Linked DNA regions of Mus musculus: region 2 is linked to region 1. Evidence: chromatin loops called from intact Hi-C (ENCODE). Cell type or tissue: left cerebral cortex. All regions are shown on one strand. Links, peaks and the distances in the headings refer to the core of each region. The heading gives the core; the rest is flanking DNA. Region 1 overlaps 2610307P16Rik (RIKEN cDNA 2610307P16 gene). Region 2 holds the start of Gm40841 (a long non-coding RNA gene).

Region 1 (8,335 bases), core at 107-8,106:
CAAGGTAGTCTTATTGGAGAAACAAGCTACTCTGATGCAGGCTGTATGCCCAGCAGTAGACGACCAACAGAACATGAGCTCAGAGGCCATCATTGGAGGATCCTTGTCTCATAATATTGTGCCAGGGCTTTGGGTTTTGGTAACTTCATTATTTTATGTTATTTTTTAGTCTCATGTATATATTTATTTGTCTTTACCTTTAAAGTGCTTTGTATATATATTATGGCTTTCAGTTAAATATTTTTGATATGATTCCTGAGTGTGCAAACTAGTGGGTCTCTGCATCTATATTTGTTTCATGTGCCTTTTCTTGGGCTCTTTCCTTTGGTTGTTTTATCGAATTTTGATGTCTTAGTTCTTACTTTATCTTACTATTACCCTTTCGAAGCCTGCTTGGGTTATAATGAGAGACAAGGGGTGGATCCAGATTGGAGGAGAGGTGGGGAGGAACTGGGAGGAGTAGAGGGAGGGAAAACCATAAACAGGTTATATGACATGAAGAAGAAAAAAAAAGCCATTTTTAATAAAGGAGGGGGAAAAAGACTTCCAAATTGGGAAGAAGAAGAAGTGTATCAGGATCTTATATATAGATAATAAACATCACACAAGTCATGAACTGTTAGAGTTAAAACAAATTCAATAAAGTGTATGTAAAAACCATTTCTATATTTCTCTACAGAAACAGTGATCACTAACAAAAGGAAATTATGAAAATGATGCCATTTATAGAAGCTTAAAAGTAATGAAATACTTAGTAATTGATTGTTAAGCTGAAGATTTGTATACATTGACCAAAGAAATTAAAAACATAAGTGGAATTTTATTCCATGTTCATGGATTTGGAATGATTAATCATGCTGAGACATCAATTGTATACATGACATTATATGGATTTGACAAAATCTAGGCCAAAACCCAAGTGAAAATTTTTGCAGAAATACAGAACCACCTTAGTGTTCACGTGCAATTATAAAAAACCAGGGAAGAACCAAGGCGATCTTGAGAAGGAAGAAAGCTTTTAGATCCTTCTAATTTGAGCTGGTGAGATGGCTCAGAAGGTAGACTGCTTACTATCTCACCATGAGGACTAGAGCTCATATGTGGTGGTCTGAATAAGAATGGTCCACATGGGCTCATACATTTGAATGCTTAGGGAGAGGCAGTGTTGATAGGATTAGGAGGTATGGCTTTGTTGGAGAAAGTGTGTCACTAGAGGTAGGCTTTGAGGTTTCAAAAGCCCATACCAGCCCAGTGGCTGTCTCTTCCTGATACCTTTGGATCCATATGTAGAACTTCAACACCGGGTCTGCCCACATGACCCCATGATTCCTGCCATGATAATAATGGTAGACCTCTGAACCATGAGGCAGTCCCAATTATTTGCTTTCTTTTATAACAGTTGCTATGGTCATGGAATCTTGTCTCAGCAATAGAAGACTGATTAAGATATGGTGGTGGTTTGTAAATGCCCAAGGATTGGCACTATTAAGAAGTGTTGTCTTGTTGGAATAGGTGTGTCCCTGTGTGTCACTGTGGGTGTGGGCTTTAACAGCTTCATCCTAGCTGTCTGGAAAGCAGTTTTCTGCAAGATGCCTTTGAATAAGCGGTGTATCTCTCAGTTCCTCCAGCCCCATATATGCCTGGGCACTGCCATGTTCCTGCCTTGATGATAATGGACTGAACCTCTGAACCTGTAAGCCAGCCCCAATTAAATGTAATCCTTAAAAGAGTTGACTTGGTTGTGGTTTCTGTACACAGCAGGAAAACCCTAACTAAGAGAGATAACACATAAAAATTGGGTGGGCATAGCAGAATGCCTATAACCCCAGCTGAAGTCAGAAACAGGTATCTGGAACAACCTGGCTGGCTAGAGTAGTTGATTGAGGATATATATCTTTGCTTTCCTTGTAACCAAATACCCAGGGAGACACAATTTAAGGGGAGAAGGGCTGGTCCTAGCTTATGGGAGATTATTCATTATGCTGGGAAAGACATGGAAGTAGCAAGGGGCTGAAGCGACCACCTTGCATACTCAGTCAGGAAGCAGAGGCTGAACAGGAAGTGTGGCTGGCTATAAAGCCTCAAGGCCTGCTCCTTGATACCTACTTCCTCCAGCAATGCTCTGCCTATACACAGTTTTACAATGTTCCAACCAGAGACACAAGCTGAGGACCAAGTGGCAAACCCCTGAATCGTTATGGCACATTTCACATTCATACCACTCCTTACGTATTTGGTCAAATGGTTGTTAACACAAATGATAATTCCCTTCAATGGAGAAAGGACCATTCTCAACAAATGATCTAAACTGGATATGAATATCCAAAAGAACCTTATACAACCTTTGTCTAATAGCATGGATGAAAATTAACTCAAAATGGATCACAAACTTAAACCTTTCAAGAAAAAGTCCAACCAAATCTTTATGATGTTGAACTTGGAAAGCATATTTTAGACATGACACCACAGGCACGAGTACTGGCAATAACAAATACAGACAAATTGCACTTCATGAAAGAAAATTTAAAACTTTCTTCATCAAAAGACAATTGTAACCATGTGGAATGGTAACCAAGGATAAAACAGAAACATTAACAAACAATGCATCTGATCAAGTATTAAAAGTTCAGATTATAGATTTATGACAGCTAAAATGCCACATGAGAGAACAACTTGAAAGAAAAAAGGATTTGCAATGATCCTTCTTTTATAAAACCACACAGGTAAGCACTCACACATATGCTTGTTGCTACTGCAGAGGACTCGGGTTCAGTTCTCAGCAGCCACACTGGGCTGCTCACATGTGTTTGTAATACCCACAGAAATAAAGCACCATCTTCTGGCCTCTGTGGGCTCCTGCACACTCACAGAAGGCACACATACACATATACATAATTCACACACACACATGCACACACGCACATAGAGTCAAAAGGGCTCATCATTCAACTTCTATAACTAATGTAGTTAATTTCAGAGACAAAGAGAAGAATGGTTGGCCTCGGGCCCTGGTGGTCAAGTGGGAATGGGAGTTAATGTTTAACAGTTTCTATCGTGAAAGAGATGCAGTTATGGGGAGGACAGGGACAATGCTTGGTTCCATGACAATGTTAAGTACTTAATGCCACTGAACATTTTAAAGAGCTTGCAGTGGCCAACGTTACGGGCCATATAAGTATAAGAGGAAGAGAAGAAAGAAAAGACTTCAAGGGAAGGAAGGGAGGTGGAAATACAGAGGAAAAAAAGAGGAAGGAGAAGGACGCCAGAAGGCAAAGTAGGACTAAGATGGTCGGGATCAGAATCCGTCCACGTTCTTCCACAACTTTGGAGAATGGGATGGAGAGCCACACCTGCTAGCATCAGGAGTGACAATTCGTCTTCTGAGAAGAGAAACCTTATTATGCATCATGAACCTACAATGAGATTCCTAAAACGGACCCAGTGGATATACAGAGACAAGAGAAAGTATATATGCACTCTACTTTTGAATATTTCTTCTCTCAGCCCACCATCCACCTACTAAGCTGCACATATCCCCACATAAGCAAAATCAGGAAAATGGCAATTATTTGGATGGTGAGAGTATTCCTTCAGGCAAATGCTGTTTCTGGAATAATCTAGCATAACAGGATTCATCCTGGATACAGAGCAGCACTACACTGACACTAAAGTTTATGATTACTGTCACAGCAATATTTTCCTACACACACTAATAAACCAAATTTAATAAAATAAAAGTAGTGTGCTCAAGGATATAGGGAAGTGATATTTGAAACCCAGGTCCGGCGTACTGCTGAAGCTAGAGGGTACTTTGTCAACAGAGGCTGACCAAAATGGAGGGGCATTAATCAATGAGAGGAAAGGGAAGTAAGTCAGCAGAGATGAACACACGCAGAGACCCCTGCTATGACTCTGCTGAGATACCCCATAAATCACACATGATACCTGAACCCCAGTGTGTGGCGACTGATGTCATGTCCTGTGAATGCCCTTTTTGATTCTCTTTAAAGTTGTCTTTAAAATCTAACCTTAGGAACAAAAAAATCAAGGACTGGGGATATGGTTGAGTAATTGAACATTTGCCTAGTATGTTCAATGCCCTGTGCTACCTAAACAAATAAGAATCAAAAGATTACGAATCAAAGCACAAAGAAGAAATTCTCACAGAGAAAGGCTCATGATCTGATTTTTTTATCATCTCTTTTTCTCTAAATCTATCAAATGAGTAACACAAGCAAAAACTAATAATCACCATCCCAGGAAAACTGGAAGCCTTCTTCAAACACAGTAACTTTCCTGAAAAAGAACATCCTACAGATGGCGTCTGCCTTCTAAAATATTATAGATGACACAAAGAAAAACCAGGCTCTGAGACGGATCATCAGATCGTTTGGTTCTTAATAGACAGCTGTGGCTAATGTGCGCCTCAGCCCACATTGCAATCCTGACGCACACACCCTGGCGCTGAGGTTATCAGGCAACTCAGTGAAATGGGACAGAAAACCCCCCAAGGAGCCAAAGCTCCGGAATCTGCTAGACTCATTTCCACGCTCACCCGGGAACCCAGAAAATCACTTTCAGATGCAACCCAGGACAGAGGCTGCCTGCAAGGAGAAGCTTCGATGTACACAGTCTTCCCCAGCAAACCCCCCCGCCCCTCCCCCCCCCCCCCCCCCCGTTTTGCCCTTCACAGCTACCAGTCTTTTTTTTTTTTTTTTTTCTGGAATTCACAAACTTCTTCACAGCAAAGCTTTCTTGCAAGGCTGCTGACTGCCCATCTCTTTCTATCCATTCAGTGCCTGGAAAACACAAGAAGGGGAGACAAAGGGCAAATGCCAGTCTGTGACCTCTGTCTGGATTTAGCGGAGCGTGATGTGTGAATCAGGTGTGTGGAATGGAGGTTTCCATGGCAACGAGACTGCCAGCCAGGCAAGGCTTCACATACTCTTTCTACCATGGTAATAAAAACAATGAGGCCACCTGAGGGACCTCAGCAAAGAGTGAGGCAGCCAAGTTCAGGGTTATCGAGTGACTGGGCGGACCTGGGTCTGCATGAGGTCTACCCACACCCTTAGCACTGGATTCTTTCCCATCAGTGCCTACTGAAGTCCACTCACCACCTTTTGCTGGAAGATGGCATGATCTCTCAGAGGAGTTTCTTGAAAGTGTTATGTAGAAAGGGCTAGGGGAAAGTGTGTAAGCAAAGATTCAGCTATGCCCGTCCACACATTGAGCTATTTTGACCCACTTTGATACTAGGTGCCTACTTGACAGAAGTATTTCCGCTTTCTGGAAGCTTCTTTGCCTTACCTTTGAGTGTGTGTTTGATTTGTACTCTCAGGCCACTAGGAAAGGATCCTGAGCTACATTTTGTGTTTCAGGAATTTAAAATTTTATACTAAATTTTGGTTGTGTAAACACTAGAATTATTCAAAACTTAAAGAAAAAAAAGCAGCTTGTTTTTAAGGCCCAAGAGTTGGATTAGCAGAAGGGAAAAGGGCATACAATTTTAATGAAATCAAAGCTTGCCTTGATTTGTGGGGATGCCCAGTCTATGTGGGGCCCAGGCTCTGAGATGGTTAACAGGTCAGCAGCAGGCGGGATCTGAAGGAAACTGGAAGACAGCAAATTACACTTCCTCTCCCCCCACTGTTTTTAGCTCTGCTCTTGAAGGGTTTCAATTCCTTCACAGCATCACTCCACAGGCTGAATAAAAGTTCCTCCTGCTACTTGGGTTACAGGTCCTGCTTCAGCAGACTGTGACAGGCCCTGCTGTGATCAGCCTGTCCTTTCCAATGCACCAATGGAATGTGTCTCACCACACCTGACTGGCACCCGGAGGCCACCCTCTGCCTTTCAGACAGCTCCTCGTGGTGCCCTAGGATATGCCCACCCCAGAGTCTGATTTACTGCACCAGCTACTCCTCTGTAGCTTCAGCCACTGCAGTTCACAGTGGCACTGCACATCCAGGCAAATTCAATGAATTTTGGTTGCTACAGAACCCCTTATCAGCATGAGATAAGCACAAATATTCCAGGTGATAGTGAACCATGCACAATATTGCACCCTGTGCAGTCATGCTTTTCCTATATGTGCTTGCCCACTGTGTGCACACACCATGCTCCTCCTAAATGTATATACCCACTGTGTGCACACACCATCCTGCTCCTATATGTATACACCCACTGTGTGCAAACATCATTCTGTTCCTATTTAGACATACCCACTCTATGCACATACCATTCTTTTCCTGTATGTACACTTCTACTCTGTGCACACATCATGCTATTCCTATCTGTACACACCCCTCTGTATACACACTATGATTTTCCTATCTGTACACACCCATTCGGTATATACACTATGCTTTTCCTATAAGTACACACACTCTGTGCACACACCAAGCTGTTCCTATATGTACATTCCTATGACAACATTTAACTTTGAGTTAGCATAGTAAGAGATTAACAATAATGGATAAATTAGAACAAATACATTTTATTTCAGAATATTACTTTTAGGAATGCCTGTCCCCCTCCTTTTCTTTGCTTCAGTTCCCCCCTCCTCCCATCTCAAAGGATCTTAATTCCTCACTGCACAACAACAATATTTTCAGACCATGGTTGACTACACCAGATGGAAAACTTGGAGTTTAAACTCCAAGTAAGTTTATTCTTTCTCTCACCTGGTCTCTTTACTTACAGTTTCCTACACATAGCATGTAACCATTCCTTAATATTTCAGCTAAGACATTGTTCCTTTTCAGGAAGCCTGTCTCTGAAATTTTTTACAGCTCCCTTGTCCTTCAAGAGTATCCAGCACTCTCTGGGTATGTCTGGGAGATTGTTTCCAGATGCTGAACAGAAGAGGACCTATCCTGATGTGGTCAGCACTGTGCCATTAGGTAGGGCCCCAGATCAAATAAAATGGGGGGGAAAAGAGGAAGCCAAAAGAATACTTGTCATTGCTACAGACCAGGATGCTCCACAGACTTGCCATTCCCACCCACCATATTGCATATTCCTCTAATTATGAATAAGAAAGTCTCTTCCTTTAACATGCCTTTTATCAACAATGGAAAAAGAAATTATATATCACCCAAGACAGAACTTCATGTTCTATCCTCTGACTCCTATCTAGCTGGAATAAGATGGTGCCTTGTCTACCTTTTCCTCAACTTGGGGACTAGCCTGCTGGAGCAGTCTGTGGGGATGTACCAAAAAGTAGGGAATGAAAGAATGAACACATGAGAATGAGCAGAGCCTTCTGCTGCCTCCTACTCAAGTAGTTTCAGGAGACTTACTCCAGCACCAAGAACCTGGGATCTCTGGTTTGAAATGGGTGGGGTACCTGCCCCGGGTCATTAAGAGACATCAAATGAGACTGTGGATGGAAAGTGCTCAGTGAAAATTTGTGACTCTCCACATTGGATACTTCCCAGTAGGAGGCTAAGAAAAGGATTCACCTATGGCTATATGGACAGCAGTAGTCACAGAATAACTTAGTCATAGGATGCACAGATGCTCTAGAAACAAATGGTGGGTTTCCACAAACAGCACAGACTGACTGTTCAGAGATAAATTAAGTTTGTTCTGGCCATTCTGGACCTAGAAATCGTTAGCTATTGCTTCTCATTCATGATCTCTAATAAGGGTGACTACAAAGTGACTATCTCAGTTAGAAAGGGCTTGGGTGTAGGAATGGTTCAGAGTGCCATTTTTCAGATTTTCCAGTATATGAAATCATAAAAGGGGGCGGATCACTGTGCCAACCTTAAAAGTTTGAGATTTTAGGACCTGTAGATTTCAAGCTGTGTAGATAAAGCATGGACTCTGGAAGTCTGGGAATGATGCTTTTGACTCTTCTCACTCTGACAGCTCGATATTCTGTCTTTGAGCACACACCTACTTGCTGCCATGCTCTGGGATCCATAACAGACCACACCTGTACATATAAAGCCAGTGTTAATCCCTTTTCTTCTGGCCTACTGTGTTCCTCTCATCACCCTACTATCACTTTCCTCTTTCCTTGTATGTGAGGTCCTCTATTCCTAAGTGCACAGAGGAACTTCCACAATTATCGGAGCCGAATCTGGAGGGTGAGAACAGGGGCAAGTCTGGGTTACAACATTGGATTTGGTACTAACGACCAAAGCCAAGAAGTGTATTAAAAGTCAGAAAATAACACCAAAACAGCTGCCAAGAAACAAAGTTGTGTGAGAAGATTGGCTCACTGTTCAGTTTATGATTGTGTTGTATTCTTTTAGATCTTAAGTGGCCCCTCAAAACCTCAAGAGCTGATGGTGTCCAGCTGATACTGCTGTTGGGAGGTGAC
Region 2 (8,335 bases), core at 129-8,128, 120 kb before region 1:
AACTGCAGACACTTGGGAATGCTGGGGAGGGAAAGTGGGTCATGTTGCAAAATTGATTATGTGAGCTCTCTCTACTCAGTGCCCATGTCAGCAACATGGAAAAGCAGTCTCCAGACTGGATTCTACAGCCACACTTTCTTCTGCAGAGAAAAAAAAATGCAAAGCAAAACAAAACAAAACAAACAAACAAAAGAGTGCTTTTTGTACACTGGGAAACAAAATGGGTGGGGTGGGAGCAGTTCAATTCTATCCCTGAACACAAACACCAAACTGGACTTTTCAAAAGACAAACATAGCCCAGAAAAAAATACTTTTGTAATAAAAAAATGGTGTGTGTGTGTGTGTGTGTGTATACATATATATATATATATATTCTAAATCTGGAATCTTGTCTATCTTACTATCTTATTTTAAACAAGCCAGCAATTGCAAGCTTCAATCTGTTTGGATAGAAAAGAATTTATGTAAATGTTTTGTTCAAGCCCAAAAGGGAAAGGGGTGTATAAAATATACAGTGTATAAAAGATGCATGCCCAACTCCAAAACAGCTTGATACACAGGGGACCAAAAAAACCCATCTGCCCTTCTGCTAGGTACGCCCAGCAGTCCTGAAGCTTAAATATCATGCCATTTGCAACATGGTTTCAATGACCCCAGCAATAAGAGATTAACCAAAATTTCATAACTGCTCTGTTCTCCTGCCCTCCTGGCTCTTGGGGATGAAGGGCAGAAGGAAGAGAAGGAGAAGGTCAAAGAACTAATAGAAACAAACAAACAAAAAGAAGTCTCTATTTTTTGCACTCTTTCTTGGCACTTGAGAAAGAAAAAAAAAAAAACTGAGGCAGATCAATCTGTACAATGCTAAACCAAATCTCTTTAATTCCAGTCAGCTTTTATCATTCAGTCGCTGAGTCTCTGTGTGGAAAAATTCATGCTAATTCCCCCTAGCAACAGCTTCAGCCTATCAGGAGACTTTATGTACCGTGCAGCTGCCTGCCAGAATAACTCTAAGTAGGTCAGGCCTGTATTTCTAAAAATGCTACGGTCTAGTAACCCCACTGTCCCGTCTGTCTGCCCTGCCCCATAATAACCTCAATTGCTTGGTGACACAATGACATACTATCCTGTTAGAGTGCAATCACATCATGCTACATTATTCTGCAGGAGCATGGCTGGGTGAAGGACCCTCCGAGGGGCAGCATTAATCAGACAGCCATTCATGTCCACCAGCGTTTCTCTCTAGAAATGGGGACTGCATTAATGACCAGCTGTTTGAACTAACACAAACAAAATAATGTCTTCCACCCTGTTGGGTGCACAGAATACAGCATTCTGATCTGGCAGGTTCCACCTCTTGACTAAATCGAAGATGTAAATTAACTGGGCTCAGACAACATAGGCTTTGGCAATCTTAAAGTGAGTATATTTAAATTATATTACATGTGATTCAAAAAGCTATTGATTTCATATACACGTCTCTCCTTGCCTACAATTTTCCTTAATCCACGTTTTTAAAAGGAAAAGTGCATACACGGGTAACATAATACATATGTGCATATTGTCCAGGGACTCAACTGCAGGGGCTGAACTAAAATTGACTTCGCTTCGGGCAGAGAAACAAAGCTGGTCAGTAGTAATTGTGCAGCATGAACACAAATACAAATACTAAATGCACGCTGCGAAGGAGCACTGAAAACAAATAAGAGTAAACACGCTGAGCCTGCTAGCCAATCAGCTCCTCCCACCAGCTCCTCCTGGAGGCTCCAGAGAACGCCCCACACCTCCAAATAACAGAGACAGGGGATGGAAGGGAAAGGTGCCCTTCAACATCATATAGTGGTATGTCGCTTCCTCACAGGGTTACCAACAAGATAATTGCAAAAAAAGAGCTTCTTCAGCGTATAAATTAAGAATACCAAAACAACTCAGAACCTGCAGTCAGGTTTTAATTCTATAGTAGGGATTTTAGAATCTAATGGGGACATATGTCCTTGGGTGTACTTTTAACTTTCTCCCATTGGCATACAAAAGCGAATGGGTATATACGGAGACAGGACCCCAGCAGTGCAGTACCGGGCTGTTTGGGACGGTATTTTACAGGGACGGAGCTTGCATGCTCAGTCTGCATGCTTATGGGTCCCCTGTTTGATCTAACAAACACCCTCCTATACGCTGAGCATTTCCTGCCAGAAGTTAGGCAGAATCCAGCCAGTGAGATGTGCACTTCAGCCCTGCTTAATTTTCAAACAGAAAATGCCTTCATGTGTCTGCCCTCATTTGAACTGTGCTTGATAACTTAGTTATGACTGTCTTCTGCACTCTGTGGCACACAGCACACAGTTATTCTTGGAGAGATACAGTCTCTGACGCAACCATGAACCGCTAATTACAAGCTGCTGACATTCTGCTCGTCTCTGCAGCTTTGAAGTTCTGCTTTGTCTCATGGCTGTTCCACTGTGCTCCCACCCCTTACCCTCTCCTTTCTCTCTTTCACTTCATAGCCTTTCTGAATGCTCCTCTAGCACAACCTGGAGAAGGAGAAGGGATTATCAGACTTGCTTGCGTTTCTTTCCTCTCCCCACCACATCCTGACACACTCTCTCTCTCTCTCTCTCTCTCTCTCTCTCTCTCTCTCTCTCCCCACATAGATCTACAGTTTGGAAGTACAGTAATAAGATCCTGTCTCCACCCCACCCTCAGGAATGCACCAACAGCTGGCCAAACATAATCCAGCACACAGAGCCGCTTTGTAGAATTTCTAACAAACAGTGGGAGGACAGGCCAGACAGGCGTCCCAGAGGAGCCCCCATGACAACTGGGAAAGCTGCTTGCTCCCGGCTCAGAGCTCAGTTCACCCAGCTCACCCTTATCTATCTACAAGCTTCTAGTACCAGCCAAGCCCCGACAGAGGCAATGAGAGGCCACCCTCCTCCTTCCTACAGCCTCAAGCAGGCTGCAAGCTTTCTTCACACTGACATCAGCCGTGCCCTGCCTCATGCCACACACCCCTGCAAGCTCGACAGCCACAAACCCCAGTGCCAGGATCAGCAGCAGCACCTGTGGTCACCATCTATAGCTGGGTGCCAGGAGGACCCTCCCTTTTCCTTAAAGAATTTCCTTTATTAAGCATAGCTGATCCTAGCATTTGAAAGCATGTAAATCTAACACTGTATCCATCTCCACTGAATGCTTAGCTTCTGAAGCCTGTGGTATCCAGCTGGCCTCAGAGTCATCTGGGATACATTTATTTTGATTAAATTGATCGCATTTCTATTTAAGGGACAGAATTTTTCTGCCATACTGAATACAGCTGTGTTTACAGGGCTCTGTAGGAGAAGAAAACAAAACCGTACAGTGAGCCTTAGCCCAACGCTGAGCACTTAGAACTTCAAGGAGTTAAAACTGAAGGGGTTTGCTATGCCGTTAAAAAGAAAAGTCTATATGCAGCTGCTCTGGCCGAGCTTTCTGGCTAGCCAGGAAATAGGTCTTGAGCAGGAGCTGAAAACACTGGCTTGTAATCAAACCCAACCCAGCAAAGAGTCTCTCTCTTTCTCTCTCTCTCTCTCTCTCTCTCTCTCTCTCTCATATCTCTCTCTGTGTGTGTATGTGTTACACAGTCTCTTCCATGTCTCTACACGCATGCACATGCACTTAAATCCATGCTGCAAGGCTGCTATTTTTCTCTGGGGACACTGTACAGTCACCCAGCCCATCAGTTTCTTCCTTGACAGTACCAGGGACATCCACACTGCAATTTACAGTTCCTCCATGCACGTGCTGGCAGATCCACTATGCCATCCTTCCTTAGATTAAGACTGCGGAGCTGGCAGCAGACAATCTTACGACAGTCAGCATCTCTTCTTTTCCCCTTCCATTTCTCCAGCTCTGCCCTGCCAAGCAGACACAGCAAGTACCTGCTTCATCCATCTTCAGTTCCACTCTCTGAAAAAATGCCACCACATCCAGACCTGGGTTGTCCCCCTCAGACAATCCCAGCGAGCAGCCGGGGTTAGGTGCGTGAGGCAGGGGCGGTGGCTGCCCTCGCCCTGTATGCATATCATCGGTGGGCACTGATGTATAGTATTCCTAAATTCCCTTTCCAAGTCCTTCGCATGCCTTCGCATCCCACCCCAGTCTTCTGCAACTTCACCCTGTCTTCCAAGACCCCATCGGCTGTGAGAGACCCTGGCCAGAGACTGAAATAGGTCCTTCTTCCGCAGAGTGCAGACAGGAGATTCTGGGATCCTAGTTGTACGATGGGCCATCTCAGGCAGGAATCAGCCGGAACCATGCAGGTGAGCCAGACGAAGCTTGATGTGCCCACAGTGGTGCAGCCCGGGAGCGGTGAAGAAGACAGTCTGGCTTCAGAGTTTCGAGAAAAGAAAAAGAAAAAGAAAAAAATCAAAAAGAAAGAAAGAAAACAGCGCAGCTCGGCGCCTGTGGGGGTGGAAAAAATACAGACACAACCAGAAAAAAAAAAAACAATAGTTAAAATCAAATTTCAAAACAAAAATAGGAAATACAGAGATCAGCATACTTGATGCGACTTTTATTTCTGACGTTTTCTTGGTTTATTGGCCTCCCCACCCCCCTCCAAAAACTCCCCAGTCCCTGAACGCCCGTCTGTCCACGAGTGCCGAGTCTCAAATGCGATTGCTCCACAGTGCCGCAGACCTACATCACATGAGGAAGCACATGACGAGCCGGAGTCGGCTGCTGCTGTGGTCAACTGTTCTGCCGAGGCAGAAGGGGGGTAGGAGGCAGTGCCCCTCTCACGCTGCCAGGAAGAAATTTCCTTAAAAGAACAATGGGAGGGCAGCATCTCAGAAGAAATGCTTGAGCAATATGGACTTTTGCACACTGATGAAGAGGCACTGTGGGTCCTTGAAGACAAGCGGAGGATGCTGTACCGCAGACACAAGCTGGATGGCAGCAATATTATTTCTTGTGTGTACTCGTCAAAGCTGATTCCGTTGAAGTGGATTCCTGAAAAGCACATACCATGTCTTCCGAGCATGATCAGGCTTGGAAAACCAATTCTATTATCTCTCCTTGCAATCTGTATCTGAACCTGCATTGTGAATAATTTATTTTTAGACTAATAAGAGGCTTGCCAAGACGGCACCCTTTCTATGGCAAGCGATGCATGCAGTATTCACCCAAGAGGGAAAACCTTGTCCCTTTGTAGGGAGAAAAGAGGAGACAGGTTTTGTTGTTTTTTAAAAAAAAAAATCATCATAAATCAATTGTGACTTCTTATTTAAAGGTATATACAGCAGTAAGATTCTCCCCCCAAAAGTCATCACTGGAAACAAGGGAAATGTTTGTTTCTTTGAATTAACAGGTCTCTGGTTTGTACATTGGCATCTCACACTGACACCTCACGCTGGCAAATAGGGGTGATGTTTTTCTAACACTGGCCAAAGCCCTTAAGCCACTTAGATATTTTTACTTTGCAACAAAATGACAACCAACAACTGCTTCCCAGAATACCCCTCTGTGGAAGGTGCTGAGTGGCTACTGCTGGTTTAGTACAGACCACACACTGGAGAGTGATGACCTTGGCGTCCACAGGTTCTGTCAAATCCCAAAATAAGCATATAACCTATTTGGGCACTCTCGAAATGTAGAAGTAAACTATTTTAGAAAAAAATACAGATGATCATCCTAGCTGATCAAATTCAGAGAACTTTTCGTGAATAGGTGAAGAGATGACTTCCTATGTCATTTGACTGTGGTTAACAATGCAAGAGCCTGGGTGACACACAGGAGCCTTTCTCTGCATTTGTGTATAAAAGGCTACCTAGACCTGGGTAGTATGTGGAATGCAACGGGCATGTTCTCAAGGTGTAGCAATTGCAGGTCTTCTTTTCCTCCAAAGACAACTTTCTACCAATCTAATCCCTGCAGAGTCATTCCAGGAAGACTCGGCAGCCCTGTTTTCCTCTCCGCCTCTCTCCCTACAATCTTTCTTTACAAGTGGCCCTTGAATTTCAGATTCCTCTCCATTCCATGAGAGTCAGACTTTTTATCTGTGTCTGATTGCAAACCACTGCCACTAAACCGCTGTGTCTGCACCATACAAAACCACTGTCTATATGCTCAGGACAGTTCTTTGCCCATCACCGAGGCTAGCTCCTGATTTCTTCATATTCATGTGTTACCAATCAATGGTACTTTCAGCTTGTGTAACTATTTAAACAAGCTGGTCTACTTTGTATAGATCCTTCATTGAGTAACAACAACAAAGTCTTGCTTTGTTAATTACTACAGAACAATGGCATAGGAGGTTCTCCCTGGCCTCAGGAAACCTATCTACCGGGCCTGCACCTCATTTTCTGTTGGCACTAAGCTTGTATCACCTTCAGTGCAACTATTCCTGAGTTTTATTCCGCATAAAAATAGTAAATGGGTCTAAATTTGCCTGATAGCTGTGGGTCAGAGAAGAAATGCTACGGAAAAGTTCCAAGACAGAAACAGCTTCTACGTAAATACCTGGAAAGGTGCCTCGGGGTCCCAATTTGCAGTGAAATCTAAAATGGCCAGCAAGAGGCTGGGGTGGATGGTTAAGTTTCAACAGTAGCAATGCCGGTCACTGAAAATGAGCACTCGTTATGCCGAGAGTCTATAGGAAGCACTGAAGATCTATTGCATCACTTAGCAATCCTATGAGCAAAGCACTTTTAAGATAAACTATTTGAATGAAAGAGAAAGGGAAGCAGGTGCAAAGGAAGGACAGACGTGGTTTCAGCAAGCTAGTTTAGAGAAGCGCACCTAGACCAAGGAGAGCCCACTCTAAAGCATCTCCCTCCTCCCCCCCCCCTTTAACGCTAAAGAATAGCAGCCCGCCTGTAAGATAGCGAATCTGGGAGCTAAGACCAAGGTGATTGATGGAAAGGGTGGGGGTCAGAGCTACGGAGAGCAGGATATCACCTTTTCTGTGATGTCCCTACACTGCATGTGGGTGACACTGCTCATTGCACTGAGAACTTACAAAAGCACGGTTTGGGAGGTTGACGGTGCTTACATCTACGTGTGTTTTAATTTCTGGAAGCAGTCTTTGTCTGGGAGGCACGGAAATGGCTCCTGGACTCTGCTAGTGCTGGGGAAGGAGATGAGATGCATTCTAGGGCCTGTGTGAGGAAAGAGCTGTGACTACTAAGGACAGTCAAGTTGGCTGCTGGCTAGACAGATGCTTGGTACAGTTGTCCTTTCCTTTAGGTTTTATTTATTCTTTTATATCTTGAGGAGAGATTTTTGTGGAGCCCTGGCTGGCTTAGTACTCCCTATGTAATCCAGGCTGGATTCAAGCTCCCAGCCCTCCTGCATCAGTATCCCAAGCTGAAACTATAGATGTGTACCAAAAGTCAAGCTCTAGATATACATTTCAAGATAATGAACTTGACACAAGCTATCATACTGTAGGATGAGGGGACCTCAACTGAGAAAATGCCCCAATCAGACTGGCCTGTAGACGATTATTGGTGCATTTTCCTAATTACCAGTTGATGTGGAAGGGCACCTTATTGTGGATGGTGCCATCTGGGCAGATGGTTCTGAGTTGTGTGAGAAAGTAGTAGACTGAATAACTCACAAGGAGCAAACCAATAAACAGTATTCCTCCCTGGTATCTGGTCTGCTTCAGTTCCTTCCAGGTTCACGCCTTGAGTTCTTGACCTGATATGGAACTGTAAGCTTAAATAAATCCATTTCTCCCCAAATTGCATATAGTCATGGTACTTTTTTCATTGTTAATTATTTTATTTTATTACATCCCAAATGCTGCCTCCCCTACCTTGTAGAGTTCTTCCCCCCACCCTCCTCCCCTTAGCCTCTGAGAGGTACCTCCTAGGTATCCTCCCACCTGGGGCATCAAGTCTCTACAGGATTAGGTGCATCCTGTCCCACTGAGGCCAGACTAGGCAGCCCTCTGCTACATATGTGCTGGGGGCCTCAGACCAGGCCCTGTATGCTCTTTGGTTGGTGGCTTAGTCTCTGGGACCGCTCAAGGGTCATGATGTTTTATCACAGCAGTAAAAAAAAAAAAAAAAAAAAAAAAAAGTAATGCCACTACATGGATCCCATGGATCCGCATGCATTTCATATTTCATTGATATCTAAGTTGCTTTGCTGGGTTGGTTTTCATCATCATATTAAAACCACAGAAACAGACTCTATGCTGTCTTTCACTCCACCTCTGGCCTAGTTTCTCAGGGCTAACTGCTTAGCCTATAACTGCTTAACTCAGCCACTTATTTCTACCTAGGCTGATATTGCTGTGTCCTGCTTGGCTACAGGCCCACCCTTCTTAGCTCCTTCTGAATAAGAAGACTAT

What was found. Hi-C counts contacts between places; a loop is a spot of excess contacts. Peaks named below come from ENCODE experiments on the same cell type or tissue, not always from the same donor. Only the 100,000 strongest peaks of a DNase experiment are listed, where the experiment ranks them.
Region 2: a loop joins it to region 1, with 2.2 times the contacts of the local background. A loop is called at or near these places in 2 of 42 quality-filtered maps.

The regions. Positions count from the first base shown.
Region 1 is chr13:28,539,728-28,548,062 of GRCm38, forward strand. The region is part of intron 7 of 2610307P16Rik (RIKEN cDNA 2610307P16 gene); the gene reads right to left. Among named protein-coding and RNA genes, the nearest start is that of Gm40841, 120 kb to the left of the region's middle. In left cerebral cortex, for the core only: a CTCF peak has its summit at 4,310; DNase peaks (open chromatin) are centred at 4,433, 4,891 and 5,709; H3K4me3 peaks cover 297 bases; H3K27ac peaks cover 282 bases.
Region 2 is chr13:28,415,351-28,423,685 of GRCm38, forward strand. It overlaps Gm40841 (a long non-coding RNA gene), which reads right to left and starts at 6,149. Exons shown (of 3, transcript XR_003950511.1): 1 at 3,735-6,149. In left cerebral cortex, for the core only: a CTCF peak has its summit at 4,891; DNase peaks (open chromatin) are centred at 977, 1,693, 2,288, 2,918 and 4 more places; H3K4me3 peaks cover 4,829 bases; H3K27ac peaks cover 4,808 bases.